Regions from separate parts of the Homo sapiens genome. Here all the other regions are linked to region 1. The links are chromatin contacts, found by Hi-C or POLR2A ChIA-PET in ENCODE. All regions are on one chromosome and are shown on one strand. Each heading gives the region's core, a stretch centred on a gene start or an enhancer-like site at or near the end of the contact. The rest is flanking DNA. Distances are from core to core; before and after follow the strand shown.

Region 1 (4,486 bases), core at 547-3,046:
AGGTCTCTGGGTGTCTAGCCGCCTCTCTGAGACATCTTGATGGCCTGGGGGTTGGACCAGGGGAATGTCTGAGAGCCAGGTGGGAGCCATTCTTGGCAGAGTTGAAAGGGGCCGAGCTTGAAAGTGGGAGGGGGGAATCAGCCCAGTGGAACCTGAAGAATTACAAAAACAAAGATGGTCAGTTTCCCAGGCAGAGACAACCACCACTCCCCTTGTCTGGTCCCACTGACCTGAAGGTGGAAACATCTCCACATTATTTGAAGGCTCTAGATTCTGTCTCCAGCCATCTATGTTCCCCTGGACAAGAGGAGAAACAAAGACACTCCAATTCAATTTTCAGGCCACCTTCCAAAGAGAAAGCCCCTACAATAACAAAGTCATAATCCTTGAATTATAGCCAGGTCCACCCGATGCTTAGCTCTTTTCCTACTTCCCCAAAGTAGGAGATACCCCAAATTCACTTGCTTGTCTCAACCTGGTTCCTCATGGAACCCAAGCAACTATCAAGTGGAGAGAATTTACTGAAAGAGACAGACTGAGAGGGGCTCTGAGGCTTTACTCATACTTTCAGGATTCTGGGCAGTGCCTCTACCCTCCTCCTTAAGTTTCTATGGTCCCTGCTGCTCCTGGCCAGAGGTGAGAAAGGAGGTACACAGTGCAGGGGTCTTGAGCGCCATCTCCAGAGTTCTCTCCATGGCTCAGCAAGGCCTGAGGGAAGCCCATCCAGACACCAGCAGGCCATGACTCTTGGGTCCTTCCCTGTTAAAGTGCTGGCCCAAGGCCTGGCCCCAGCTGAATGTGGCCACATGCAGGGCTAGACCCTCCCCAAGACCTTGGGAATCCAGGCCGCCTAGATCCCCAGGCAGAAAAGCCAGCGTCCTGACATCTTATTCAAATCTTTCCTGCGGCTGTTCTCTCAGCTTCTCTCTACTATCCCCTTAGCTTCCATGCCTGCTGCCCGCCTCCTCTTTCTCGAGTCCTAACACATAGTGGGCACTTTAAGATCTTCCTCCCACCCTCCCACCCTCATTAATCTATTTTTTACCCGAATCTGGGATCCCTACTCCCGTCCCTTTTTACAACCTAATCTACCTTTTTCTGAAGGAATTATTCTGGTCCTGACCCTCACCCCCATCTCTCAATAGCCTGCCCTCGCCCCCTGTACGCTAGCCGGCTCTACTCTCCCACCACTGCTCCCCTAGATACCCGAGGCTTCACCCAGTTAGCCCGTGAGCTCTAAGGCTGTTCTGATCTCTTCATCTGTCCCTTCACCTGGCCCCTGTACCCCCTTCCCCTTTGGACCCCTTGAACCCTCCCAGGACCCCCGCTCAGCCCCTTCCCGCCCCCAACCGACTCTTCCCGAACGTCCCTTACCAACCGCGAGAGCCCCCTACTGCGCTTTGGCCACACCCCCTACGCCTCGCTCCCGGCCCCGCCTCTGCCCCTGACCGCGCCTGCGCAAGGCGGGCGCCCTAAAGTCCTATTTCACTCTGTTGGGAGGAGGGGGAAAGGTGTACGCAGGCGCAGTGGCGTCTAAATTTGGGCCCACTAAATGCGTCGGAGCATCTCCGCGCCCAGGCGGCTCCTCCTCACTGCGGCAACCCGGGAAAACTTGTGAACTAATCAGAAAAAGTGGAAGGCGGGAGATCTTGGGGCGCTGTCCAATGGCGCGGAAGAGAACACATGAGCTGGCCAATCGGGAACGGCACGGGGGCGGGCTCGCTCGGCGCGAAGTTCGGGCCCGGGAATTCCGAAGGAGGGGTAGGCGCTGCCCGCGCGCAGAGGCCGCGCCCCTCCTGGCCCCGGCTTCTTGGCTGTCAAACAGATGCAGCAACGTCGGCTCCTGCCGAGGAGCCCAAGGGGTCCCGGGATCCGCCGCACAGGCTGGCACTGCTTGAAGAGGAGGCTACTCGGAGACTGCGCCGCGCGGGTAGATCCGAAACGGGGCTGGGGCGGAGTGGGAAAAGGCCGGGTATGCCTTGCATGATCGCGGGGAGCTCCTTCCTGTTTTTATCCCACCTAGAGAAGCCGGGAAGTAGGGGTTTAGGTCCAATTTGTTGGAGTACTTAAGGACTCGTTTGCACTTTCTTTTGGGGGATGACAGTGGATTCATTGCCCTCGGAGGTTCAACCAGTTATGAGTGAGGGATTGGCCAGAAGATCGGGGCGCAGGCAAGCAGGAGTGCTCTATTAGGATAAGCAAGTTTGACAGGAAGAAGCTACTCTTCTCCGAATTACACAGAGGTGATGTGTTCGTATTGCACGTAGACGTGTGTATAACAGGACCTCCTTCCCCGCGCCCCGCCACCCCGACACACACAGGAGCTGCCTAAAGTATCCTTGCCTTGCAGATTGGAGGCTCCCCAAATATTTTGCGATCTGAGGATCCAGCTCAAGTGAGGTGCCATAGGACGTGTTCCTGAGTTTGCATTGCACGGAGACCTTCCTGGAATTTTTCATTTGCAAGTCGGCTTAACCAATTTTGCATTGAGTCCTAGGCTGCTTGCACTCTGAATTTGGGCTATTCAGGTAGTGTGCTCAAAGTTGAAACCGCATACAGCACAACTCAAGTTTGCATCAGACTGGGAAGCGAACTTAAGCCAGCGGTGCGTGGCCCAGGAGTGGGAAAGGAAATGGATGCCTGAAGTGGAAGAGGTGGTGCAGAGGGGGCACCGCCCATGCTGCCCTGCTTCCAACTGCTGCGCATAGGGGGCGGCAGGGGCGGTGATCTCTACACCTTCCACCCCCCCGCCGGGGCTGGCTGCACCTATCGCTTGGGCCACAGGGCCGACCTGTGTGATGTGGCCCTGCGGCCCCAGCAGGAGCCTGGCCTCATCTCTGGGATCCACGCCGAACTGCATGCCGAGCCCCGGGGTGATGACTGGAGGGTCAGCCTGGAAGACCACAGCAGCCAAGGTGAGCATTAAGCAGGGCAGCTTTGCCCCTGGGTGGTTGAAGCGCCAGGCTGGAATGAGTAAGGTCTCCACAAGACCCTGCTGCCTGCCTCCCATACTCCCATCAGATTGGATGGATGGTCGTGGTCCAGACCTTCATCTTCCCACCAGAAGTGTGCACAGTCAGAAGCTCTCTGCCAGACTGACCCTTTTTGGTCCCGTTTAGCTCATACAGGACCTGGGATATCATCAGAAAGATATCACAGTGGGGATGTTCTGAGGCCACTAGAGGCCAAGTTTAGACTTGATTCAGTTTCCAGCTTTGCTGAGGCACTCTGTTCCTGGGTTAGGGCAGTTCTATGTTGAATAATGTTTTTAATAATCTGGGCATGTCTTTCTCCGTGACTTGAGGCAGTTAGCCTCAGAAAGCCTAGATTCACATTTGAGTTTTGCCACTGCCTCTTGGTAAAGTCAGCTGTAGGAGTGTTATGGTTATTAGACTATAGTAGCCAACATTCATCTAGTGCTTACTGTTATGAGCCAGGCCCTATTTTAAGTGTATTGAATGTAGGTGGTACTAATATTATCCTCATTTACAGTAAAGGAAAATGAGGCACAAAGAGGTTAAGGAACTTGTCCAGGGCTGGGCATGGTGGTTTACACCTATAATCCAGCACTTTGGGAGGCTAAGGCAGGGTGGATCACTTGAGCTCAGGAGTTCGAGACCAGCCTGGGCAACATGGTGAAAACCTGTCTCTACCAAAAAATTAATTAATTTTTTTAAAAAAGCCTGGGCACGGTGGCTCACGCCTGTAATCCCAGCACTTTGGGAGGCCGAGATGGGCAGATCACGAGGTCAGGAGTTCGAGACCATCCTGACCAACATGTTGAAACCCCATCTGTGCTGAAAAAAAAATACAAAAATTAGCCAGGTGTGGTGGCGTGCACCTGTAACCCCAGCTACTCAGGAGGCTGAAGCAGCAGAATCACTTGAACCCGGGAGGCGGAGGTTGCAGTGAGCTGAGATCGCACCACTGCACTCCAGCTTGGGCGACAGAGCGAGACTCCATCTCAAACAAACAAACAAACAAAAAGCTTGCCCAGGGTCACATAACTGGTAAGTGGTAGAGCTAGGATCTGAACGAGCTGGAGCTGGGGGAGAGTGAGCATGTTTGAAAACTGGACCTTAGGGCGGGGCACGGTGGCTCACGCCTGTAATCCCAGCACTTTGGGAGGCTGAGGCGGGCAGATCAGGAGGTCAGGAGTATGAGACCAGCCTGGCCAACATGGTAAAACCCTGTCTCTGCTAAAAATAAAAAAATTAGCCAGACGTGGTGGCACATGCCTGTAATCCCAGCTACTCAGGAGGCTGAGGCAGGAGAATTGCTTGAACCTGGGAGGCGGAGTGCAGTGAGCTGAGATTGCACTACTGCACTCCAGCTTGGGCAATAGAGCAAAACTCCATCTCAAAAAAAAAAAAAAAGAAAGAAAGAAAAAAAAAGAAGAAAGAAAGAAAATTGGACCTTAGGACAGTGAGGGCAGGGATCCTTTGTAGGAAAGCACAAGAAACACAGACTTGTTCCTAGCTGACAA
Region 2 (4,486 bases), core at 803-3,302, 280 kb after region 1:
GACCTCATATTTAGCTTCTTGACTCAAAATCATTTGTGGATTTGAACAGGTTTCCTCTGCAATGTACTCTCTGGAGGGGAATACATTGAAAATACAGTTCATTTTCAGATACTCAATGGGATTGAAAAGTTGAATTGTGTGCTTTCTTGCAGTGAGCACAGAGGAATTTGCTGTCCCATGCCACTGGGACATTTTTAGGAGCACCATTCTCTTCCAGAGGGCTTGAGTAAGGTCAGTGAGGAATTAACATGTAGCATATTGGCAACTCCAGGGTTGAGCAGGGAGACACACATGTTTTTCTGATGTGTGAAGTTCTGAGGGCATTTTCCAAAGTACTTGTTCACTGAGCAGGTGTTTCCACTACTTGCATTAAGTCAGGGGATATGGAAGCCACTTTTCCAGCAATCAAACTCAATGAGAAGATGAACAAGAAGTGTTCTGAAAGTAAGCAGAAAAGGCCCTTTCCATGAATTTTCCTAATTTTTAGATTTCTCTTAAACAACATGCCTGAAGTTACAACCGCATCCTTCTCTAGCAGCTTCTAAATGAGAAAATCATCAAAAGGGTATTTAGTACTCAAGTGGTGGACACAGGATAAATGCTGAAAATCAGTGCTCGATTCGAAGATAGTGATGTTCCAGGATGTTGGAGTCTCTCAGGTGTCAGTAGGGAGGCGGGCCGGGAACTTCTCCCAGTAACCAGAAAGAAGAGCCTCAGGGAGATGAGGATGTCTCACAGCCAGGGACGGGACAGTAAAGGGCCCCATGTGAGTGCATCACAGGGATCTGTTCCTGTTTAGACTCCAATGCTCAGTACCCAGTGCAGAACATGGCAAGACTTCAGCAAATACATCAGTCAGCTGGATGAAGGAGGCAGGTGTGAGCCAGCAAAAAAAAGCTTGTGATTTTATTGGAGCATGAATTTAAAAGTGTTGATGTGGCTGGGCGCGGTGGCTCATGCCTGTAATCCCAGCACTTTGGGAGGCCGAGGTGGGTGGATCACGAGGTCAGGAGTACGAGACCAGCTTGACCAACATGGTAAAACCCCATCTCTACTAAAAATACAAAAATTAGCCGGGCATGGTGGCAGACGCCTGTAATCCCAGCTACTTGGGAAGCTGAGGCAGAGAATTGCTTGAACCCAGGAGGCGGAGATTGCAGTGAGCTGAGATCATGCCACTGCACTCCAGCCTGGGTGACAGAGCGAGACTCCATCTCAAAAAAAAAAAAGTGTTGATGTACCTACCTTGCAAGGAGGTAGATAGGTAGACAGAAGCATGGATAGATGGATGGATATTCTTTTTCTGTGTTTTTCTATTTCTGTTCTTTCTCTGTGTTTTGTCTCTTTCTCTTGCTCTGTCTGTATCTTCCACTGTTCCTTCATAATCATGTCTTAGCCATCATCAGTGACATCTTTTATCTGGTCTTATAAGATCTTGTCTGTCTGTTGTATTAGTAGCCACAGGACAGAAAAAGGAAAGGAGTCGTGAAAAACAAGATAAGGAAAAAGATGCTCCTGACATGGGGCATCGGGAGGATGTGTGGCCCTGAGGCTCCCGGGAGACAGGGGCTGCGCCTCACTGCAGAGTCCATCCTGCTGAACACAGAGGGGAAAAGCGCCCTGACAGCCCCGTCCGTGCTGCTCAGAAAAGACGGCTCCGTCTCCAGATCCTTCTCTCTATGTCCTTCAGTCTTGGCTCTCTAGGTACAATTTACTGCTATGAAAAGGGATTTGAGAATTCCCAGAGGAGGCTTTCAGCCTCTTTGCATGGCTCTTTCTGGCCTTTCAAAAGCGCCAGAGACATCAGAAATGAAATCGTACACACTTATTCGGAGTTTTCCACAATCATTGAAATTTCTGTGAGTGCCAAAGTTAAGTTTTTGGCAACCCCGTCAAAGCCGGGTGTGCCCAGGACAGTCAACTCAGGCGCTGGACTCTCATTCTGGTTGGATTTTATGACAGCCGTATTCGCCATAAGAATTCTAGAGCCAGACCTTGTTACTTCACAATTGCCTCACGTTGCAGGACAAGCAAATCTAGCCTGAGTCCTGTGGATTCCAGGGCTGCTCAGGAGACGCCTCCATCCTGGCGTGGATGACCTCAGGATCAGCCCCGTCTGCCCCACTCAGCCCGCAGCCTGGTCCCCGAAAGCGCTCAGTCAGAATCCGAGAGCACTGTGGCGGCGCCCCCGTGTGGCCACAGGACTGAAGACAGAGGACCCCGCTCCCCTTTCTCCCCAGCCAGGACGTCCCAGGCTCTCCCCCTGTTCCCCGCACCTGGACGGGACTCTGCACAGAAGAGAGTCTCCCGGTCTCGTGTCAGGCTCTGAGTTCATCCAGCTTCCCAAAATCCATGTTGATATGAACGTTTTCTCCCACAACTGATTGACTGGACTTTTGTCTCAGGGCAGAGGGAGGCCTCCAGACCAAAACAGCAGGATCAGGTCTGGAGCTGACTCAACCCCAAACCCTTGCTAATGCACGACCCAGTCCCCCAGCCTCCAGGATGGGACCTTGGCCTCCTGTCCCCTCCCTTGTTCCTGCCACTGCTCCTGCAGGTGGAGGCTGCTCATCCCAGGAATCAGTCTGTGAGCTCCAACCTTGGGGCCTCGGTCCAGGAAGGAGGGAGGCTCCAGAGAGCAGAAGGGAGATGAAATGGATCATAAGAGAAGAAGGAATCATACCAAACACTGGAACTGTAGGTCAATTAAACCTTTTTCTTTATAAGGGGGGGGGAGGAAGAGGAGGAGGAAAAAGGAGGAGGGTGAAAGGAGTCAGGGAGGAGAGAAAAGTGGGAAGTGTTTCTTTAGAAGGGGTGTGTGTGTGTGTGTGTGTGTGTGTGTGTGTGTGTAGGTGTGTGTAAAGCAGGAGGGAGTTCCTAGGATCCTGAAGAAAAGAGAGTGAAGGACAGGGGCTAAGGGGCCCAGCCCTGGTAGGTTGAGGGCCCCACTTTCTGTGCTCGGGCCTTACTGTCCTAGCAGAGTCCAGCCCCGGGAAGCCTGGGGTCACAGCACTCGGCTTGCTGGATGGCTGCCTCTTCATTGTCTTTGACAGCAGGAGCTACCTTGCCAGGCCCAGTGGCCACAGGGTCACAGGCAGAGAGCAGGTCCCTCTGCTGGCAGCCAAGGAGATGCTCTTGGAGGATACGTGCACAACTTAGCTGGGAGTCTGAAGATGGTGGTGGGTTACAAAGAGCTCAGCGATGAGCCTGGCCCAAGATTCTGACCCCTTGCCCTGGATCCTGAGGGTTCCACCCTTCCCTATTCCCAACAGGTCTCAAGAATTCTTCTGTTAGTCTCCTGCCCTCTTGGGACAGCCCCGCACTTCCCTCACTTTGATACCCTGGTACCCAGGCATCTGCCTCCTTCATTCTCCTCCAGCTACCCAAGCACCCCCAGGCCCTGCTCTCTGCCAACCCTGATCCCTGAACTCCAGCACTTTCCAAACCCACCCCCGAATTGCTGGATAATATAGTGGTTCTATTTTTAGATTTTTTAAAACTCTCCATACTGTCTTCTATAGTGGCTGTACTAATTTAAATTCCTATCAACAGCGTACAAGAGTTCCCTTTTCTCCACATCACCAGCATCTGTTATTTTATTTTATTTTATTTATTTTATTTTTGTCTTTTCAGTTGTGGCTATTCTATCTGGGGTAAGATGACATCTCATTGTGGTTTTGATTTGCATTTCCCTAATGATTAGTGATGTTGAACATTTTTTTATGTATCTGTTGGCCATTTATATTCTTCTTCTGAAAAATATTTATTCATGCCCTTTGCCCACTTTTTAATAAGATTGTTTGGTTTTTTAATTCTTGAGTTGTTTGAGTTTCTTATAGTATTCTGGATATTAGTCCCTTGTCAGATAAATTGTTTGAAAATGTTTTCTCCTGTTCAGCAGATTGTCTCTTCACTCTGTCAATTGTTTTATTTGCTATGCAGAAGCTTTTTTAGTTATTATAGTCCTATTTGTCTGGTTTTATTTGTGTTTTCTATATTTTTGAAGTCTTAGCCATAAAACCTTTGCCCGGACCACTGGCCTAGAATGTTTCCCCTGTTTTCTTCCAGTTGTTTTATAGTTTCAGGTCTTTCATTTTATTTAAGTCAACTTGAGTTGATTTTTAATAGGGTGAGAGATAAGAATCTAATTTCATTCTTCTGCATACGGGATATCCATTTTCCCAGCCCTTTTACTGAAGAGGGTGTCCTTTTCCCAAATGTGTGTTCTTGGCACCTTTGTTAAAAGTCAGTTGGCTGTAAATATATGGATTTATTTCTGCATTCTCTATTATGTTCCATTGATTGGCATGTCTGTTTTTATATCAATACCATTCTGTTTTGGATACTATAGCCTTGTAATGTATTTTAAAGTCAAGTAGTGTGATGGCCCTAGCTTTGTTCTTTTTGCTCAGGATTTCTTTGGCTATTTGGACTTTTTAAAAATGTTTTGGGTCCATAGAAATATTAGAATTATTTTTTCTAATTC
Region 3 (4,486 bases), core at 1,241-3,740, 270 kb before region 1:
ACCCTGCCCCCCACCCGTCGCTTCTTACTCTCCCCAGCTGCTGACCCAGCCTGCTCCTCCAGAGGCAGCTGCAGCTCCCGGAAGGGGACTGCAGCTAGTGTATGTGTGGGGGCCCATCTGGTCCGTCCTCTCGCTCGCTGGTCGTGCTGGGCTTCCCTCCTGTGGCCAGGTGGTCTGCAGGCCTGAAGCTGCCTTCTCCCCTCTCCTACGTGCCTCTCCTCACATTTTTTCAGCTGTTTCCCATCCTCTCCTTCCTGGGCAGCAGGCTGCCACTGGCTTGAAGGGGAGGGAAGCCCAGGATGGGAGGGGATGGTAGAGGGTCATTTGGGGGTTCTCAGGGACACAGGGGGCCTCTGGGGTTCGGAGTGATGCAGGAGATGTGGAATGGGCTCTGGGGACCACGGATGGGTAATCAGGCCCTCTTGGTCTTTGGTGCTGCTCTCTGGGCCCCAGGATGGCTGGGATTTCCCTCTCAGGCCCCTGGGAATCTCGGCTCCGAGTCCCGCATTCCAGCTGGCTCCAGCTCCCTTTCCGTTGTCACTTGACTCCACTGGGCCCCAGCCTTGCATCCCTCCCACTCCTCCAGCCTAGAGCTGGGGCGAGGTGGGCATCACCACTAGGAATTTCTCCTGAGGCAGTGAGAAGAGGGGACAAAGGTTTCAGGACTCTCTAGCTCCTTCTGCTCTCCCCAGTGGACCCCTCTGTCTGGCACTGCCATGCCACTTAGCTGGGGTCAGCGTGGGCCTGGGGTGTGGAATGTCCCACCAGGGTATGACGGGCTGTAGCTTGCCTGGCAGGCCTGTTGGGGCTTTCCCAGAGCACAGCTCCTGGAAGGAGGGGCTGTGGGCTGCCAGGTGAGGTGACTTGGGAAGCCTTGGCCCCACCCCCAGGCTGGCCCCACCCCCAGTCCAGCGTCTCCTGGGCCTAGATTCCCCAGCTGCTGTTCTCTGGAGGGGTAGGTGTTCTGGGGGAATGAATCCCTGGGGGCTTGGTGGGACAGGAAGGCGGGAAGAAGCTGCTCTTCGAGTGACCCTGGGGCTGTCTGTTAGCAGGTCCCTCAGCCGTTGGAACGTCCTTGGGCTTCTGAACTAGTGCCCATGTGTGCCTCGGCCTTTCCCAAGGGCCAGCTTCTTCCTGGTAGTGCTTTTGTGTACTTGTCTGGTTGGGACTTCGTGTTTCTTTCTTGGGATTGTTGTCTGGGACTGCAAGCAGGGTATGTTTTTATCTACTGTGAGGTTCCTGGGGCGGAGATGTGCAGTGGAGCGAGAACTTCCTGTGACCGTGACATTGTCTAGGTGGTGAGCAGGTGTGGGGGTGTGGAGAGAGGTGAGGGGCTGAGGTAGTGCTGAGTGGGGAAAAAGCACCTCCCACCACAAGCTGTTCTGTCCCGCTCCATCCTCTGCCCAGTAGCTCTCTCAGTTGCTTTGCCTACTCAGTCTCACTGTTTCATCTTCCCTGGGTCTCTTGGTCCCCTTCCTTTTGACTGTGTGTGATTTTCAGTGTGCCTCCATCCTTCTCCTGCTCCTCTTCTTCCTCCTCCCGACCACTCAACTTTGTCCTGGCCTCATTTTTGGCCTCTTCTGGCCAGTGATCAGACCCTCTGGCCCACTACGGCCAGAGCTGGCTGGGCCTGAGGGAGGCTTGCCCTGAGGACTCCTGAGTCCCCCTCCCACTCCACTCCGTTGGGAGCCCAGGGGAATCAGGGCCTGGGCGTCTGGACCCCCGGGTCCCTTAGAACGCCCTTCAGAGAGAGGAACTGAGAGGAGAAGGAGAAGAGAGTGGGCCCGCCTTCAGGGTCTGGGGCCTTCCAGGTTGGGTCGTAGGGGCGGGAGCGCACAGGCTGCGAGAGAGGAGCAAAGGTTGGTGGAGGGAGAAGAGCAGTCTGGGGCCTGGCTGGACAGGTGAGCCCTGAGACCTGAGCTCTGCTCCCTTCTCTGGGCTAACTCCCGCAGCTGGGCTGGGCCGAGCCTGTGGGAACCTGCTTCTTCCTCTGTGCCCTGGGGCTGCTCCCCTTTGCCTCTCCCACCAGGAACCGATCCCAGAAGTAGGAGGGGCGTCTTCCCCTCGTGGGCCCTGAGCGGGACTGCAGCCAGCCCCCTGGGGCGCCAGCTTTGGAGGTTCTCGTTTGGGGAAGCGGGGGTGGGCTGCGAGTGGGTGGAGGGGGCTGGGCGCGGAGCCGGCCGGAGGCAGCGGCGCGGGCGGCTGGGCGGCCTGGGAGCGCCCAGGCGGGCTTGGCGGGCGGGTTACCTGGGGGAGGCCGGGCCGGGCGCTAGCGCGCGGGGTGGGCGTGGCGGGCGCGGGGCCTGGAGCTCGGCGCCGGGCGTGGGAGCCACTGGGACTACTGGGTCCGGGAGGGGGAAGGGAGGGCTGCGAGCCCGAACGCGCGGCGAGAAGGCCGAGGGGAGGGAGGGGAGCGAGGAGCGGGAGGAGGAAGGGAGGGAGCCGAGGCGAGGGGGAGGCGGCGCCTGGGCCCGAGCCGCCCCAGCCCTGGCTCCTCTCCCCGGAACAGGCCCCCGACAGCTGCTCTCGGGAGCCGCCTCCCGACACCCGAGCCCCGCCGGCGCCTCCCGCTCCCGGCTCCCGGCTCCTGGCTCCCTCCGCCTCCCCCGCCCCTCGCCCCGCCGCCGAAGAGGCCCCGCTCCCGGGTCGGACGCCTGGGTCTGCCGGGAAGAGCGATGAGAGGTAGGGAGAGCGGCGGCGGAACCCGCGGGCGGAGGCCTGGGGCTCTTGGGGTGGGGGCGCGCGGCGGCGCCTGCAGGGCGAGGGGCGGGGGAGGCAGGACGTCCCGAGCCATGCTTGGTCGTCCAGCTCTTCTAAGCCTCCCTGCCCGCCTCCCCGATGCTCTGGCATACCGTCTGAAAACCGGGGGCGGGGACTGGGTGGAGGTGAAGCCCGTGACCTCCCAGAAAGAGTTTTGAGCCTCCAGCCTTGAGGCAAGTCCCCTCTCACTCAGTGCGGAGGAACTGAGCCCCGGGAGGAGGTGCTCCTGTGCAGCCCCACTGAGTCAGCTCATCTATCGCCTGCCCTCCACCTGGCCAGTCCCTGCGGGCATCTAACTGCTAAGCCTCCGCTCAGCCAACACCCAGTTGGTCAGTCTGGTCACAGTCCAGCAAAAAGAGGGACTGCCACTCTAACCCACCAGTGACACCACTCTTCCCGGCTGGATGGTCAATTAGCTCTGGCATGAGAGAATGTCACTGCCGGTGAGCGCCAGCTTCAGGGTCCCACCCCCCCATGCCTGGCTCTTGGCTGAACATTTCTTCCCAGCGCTTCCAGCAGCCAGAGGCAGGCGCCCAAGCTCGCTGGCTGTTGCTGAGGGCCTGTAGGTGTGTCCAGGACTGAGTGGTGTGGTGGAGACAGGTGAAAGGGGAGTGAGTGGAAAGGCAGGGAAAGGCTGTTGTCCTTATTGCCACTCTTCCCACCCAGCGCCCACCTGTTCCCTGCCCCCTCGACGTCCCTCTGGCTTGGTCACCCATGTGTGTTAGAGGCTGGGCCCCAGTTCTCTGGGGATCCTGTGCCCAAGGGCCCGGGTGTGTGTGTCTCATGCTGTCTTTTGGTCACAGGAGCATGTGGTGTCTGTCATTTCATGTTCACAGGTGTCTGAAGGTGGCTATTCACTGAGCGATGGGGTTGGACTTGAAGGAATGCCAAGGTGTGGACGGGTTGATGTATGCATGAGCTTCTGTGTTTGCTCTGTCTCAGAAACTCTGTGAGGGTTGTCAGGGACACTGAGAGGTGGGTGTGTGCATGCCACATTTAGCCTCGCTGTTTACAGCCAGTTCAGTAAGTTTGTGTGTTTCACCGTGTGTGTGTGTACAGAGCTGTGTGGGTGTTGTCTGAGTGGGACTTGGGGGTTGGGAGAGGAGCGTGAAGGGCTTGAGGCAGGGTGGCCTGGCCCCTGGTTTGTCTTTGGTTGTAATGGAGTGGAAGGGGGTGGGATTGGGGAAGGTCTTCTGGGCTTGTCCTCTCTTGCCCTCTGGGTCTCTGACTGTGGACTGAAGACCCAGTGGAGAGAGATGAGGTGACTGGGGGTGTTGGAGAACAGACAGCCCAGACGTCTCTGTGCTTCTCCGTGTTCCTCTGCTTGGCTCTGTGCCCCGTGTTTCTGAGCCTGCTCTATTTACCTCTTGCATTGTGGCTCTCGCTCTGTCTCCGCCTGCCTCGTATCCTCTGCCTGCCTTTGTATCTCTGCCCCGGGCTCCTCTCGGCTCTGTGTGGCTCTGATGACTCATCTGGGATAGGCATGAAGGTTACTTAGGGGAACAAGAGCCCCGCTGTTCCCGAGAGAGGTGGGGTTGGAGAGCGGCACCCAGGAATTCCAAGCCAGTCTCCTGGGACTCTGGCAGCCTGCTCCCCGGCGCTGGACCCTAAGGGACCAGGCGTGATGCCTTCTGGTTCTAGCCTCTGAGTGCCCCCCACAACTCAGTCGTCCCCCTCAGCTGCTGCTTCAGAGCTCTGGGGTCTCAGCTGCCTCTTACATTCCTGC

What was found. A loop is a pair of places that touch in the nucleus more often than their neighbours do. ChIA-PET counts read pairs that join two places held with the same protein, here RNA polymerase II (POLR2A). Pooled maps may share reads with other maps.
Region 2: a pooled map shows a loop between it and region 1 (2.8-fold over the local background). The contact joins the promoter of LINC01149 here to the promoter of TCF19 in region 1. A Hi-C loop is called at or near these places in 5 of 50 pooled maps. POLR2A ChIA-PET finds 5 or more read pairs at or near these places in 3 of 52 experiments (B cell, OCI-LY7 and activated B cell).
Region 3: a map with no recorded cell type shows a loop between it and region 1 (11-fold over the local background). The contact joins the promoter of DDR1 here to the promoter of TCF19 in region 1. A Hi-C loop is called at or near these places in 1 of 37 single-sample maps with no recorded cell type and 3 of 50 pooled maps. POLR2A ChIA-PET finds 5 or more read pairs at or near these places in 1 of 52 experiments (K562).

What each region holds. Positions count from the first base shown.
Region 1 is chr6:31,156,793-31,161,278 of GRCh38, forward strand. It overlaps TCF19 (transcription factor 19), which reads left to right and starts at 1,797. Exons shown (of 4, transcript NM_007109.3): 1 at 1,797-1,930; 2 at 2,105-2,915. The coding sequence starts at 2,678. It overlaps CCHCR1 (coiled-coil alpha-helical rod protein 1), which reads right to left and starts at 1,010. Exons shown (of 18, transcript NM_001105564.2): 1 at 593-1,010; 2 at 231-297; 3 at 1-152. The coding sequence starts at 808. RefSeq lists enhancers at 251-751, 752-1,252, 4,400-4,486 and a silencer at 2,476-2,659.
Region 2 is chr6:31,439,615-31,444,100 of GRCh38, forward strand. It overlaps LINC01149 (long intergenic non-protein coding RNA 1149), which reads left to right and starts at 2,053. Exons shown (of 2, transcript NR_144465.1): 1 at 2,053-2,697.
Region 3 is chr6:30,882,029-30,886,514 of GRCh38, forward strand. DDR1 (discoidin domain receptor tyrosine kinase 1) reads left to right here and starts at 2,491. Exons shown (of 18, transcript NM_001297654.2): 1 at 2,491-2,682. RefSeq lists enhancers at 2,026-2,799, 2,869-3,376, 4,392-4,486.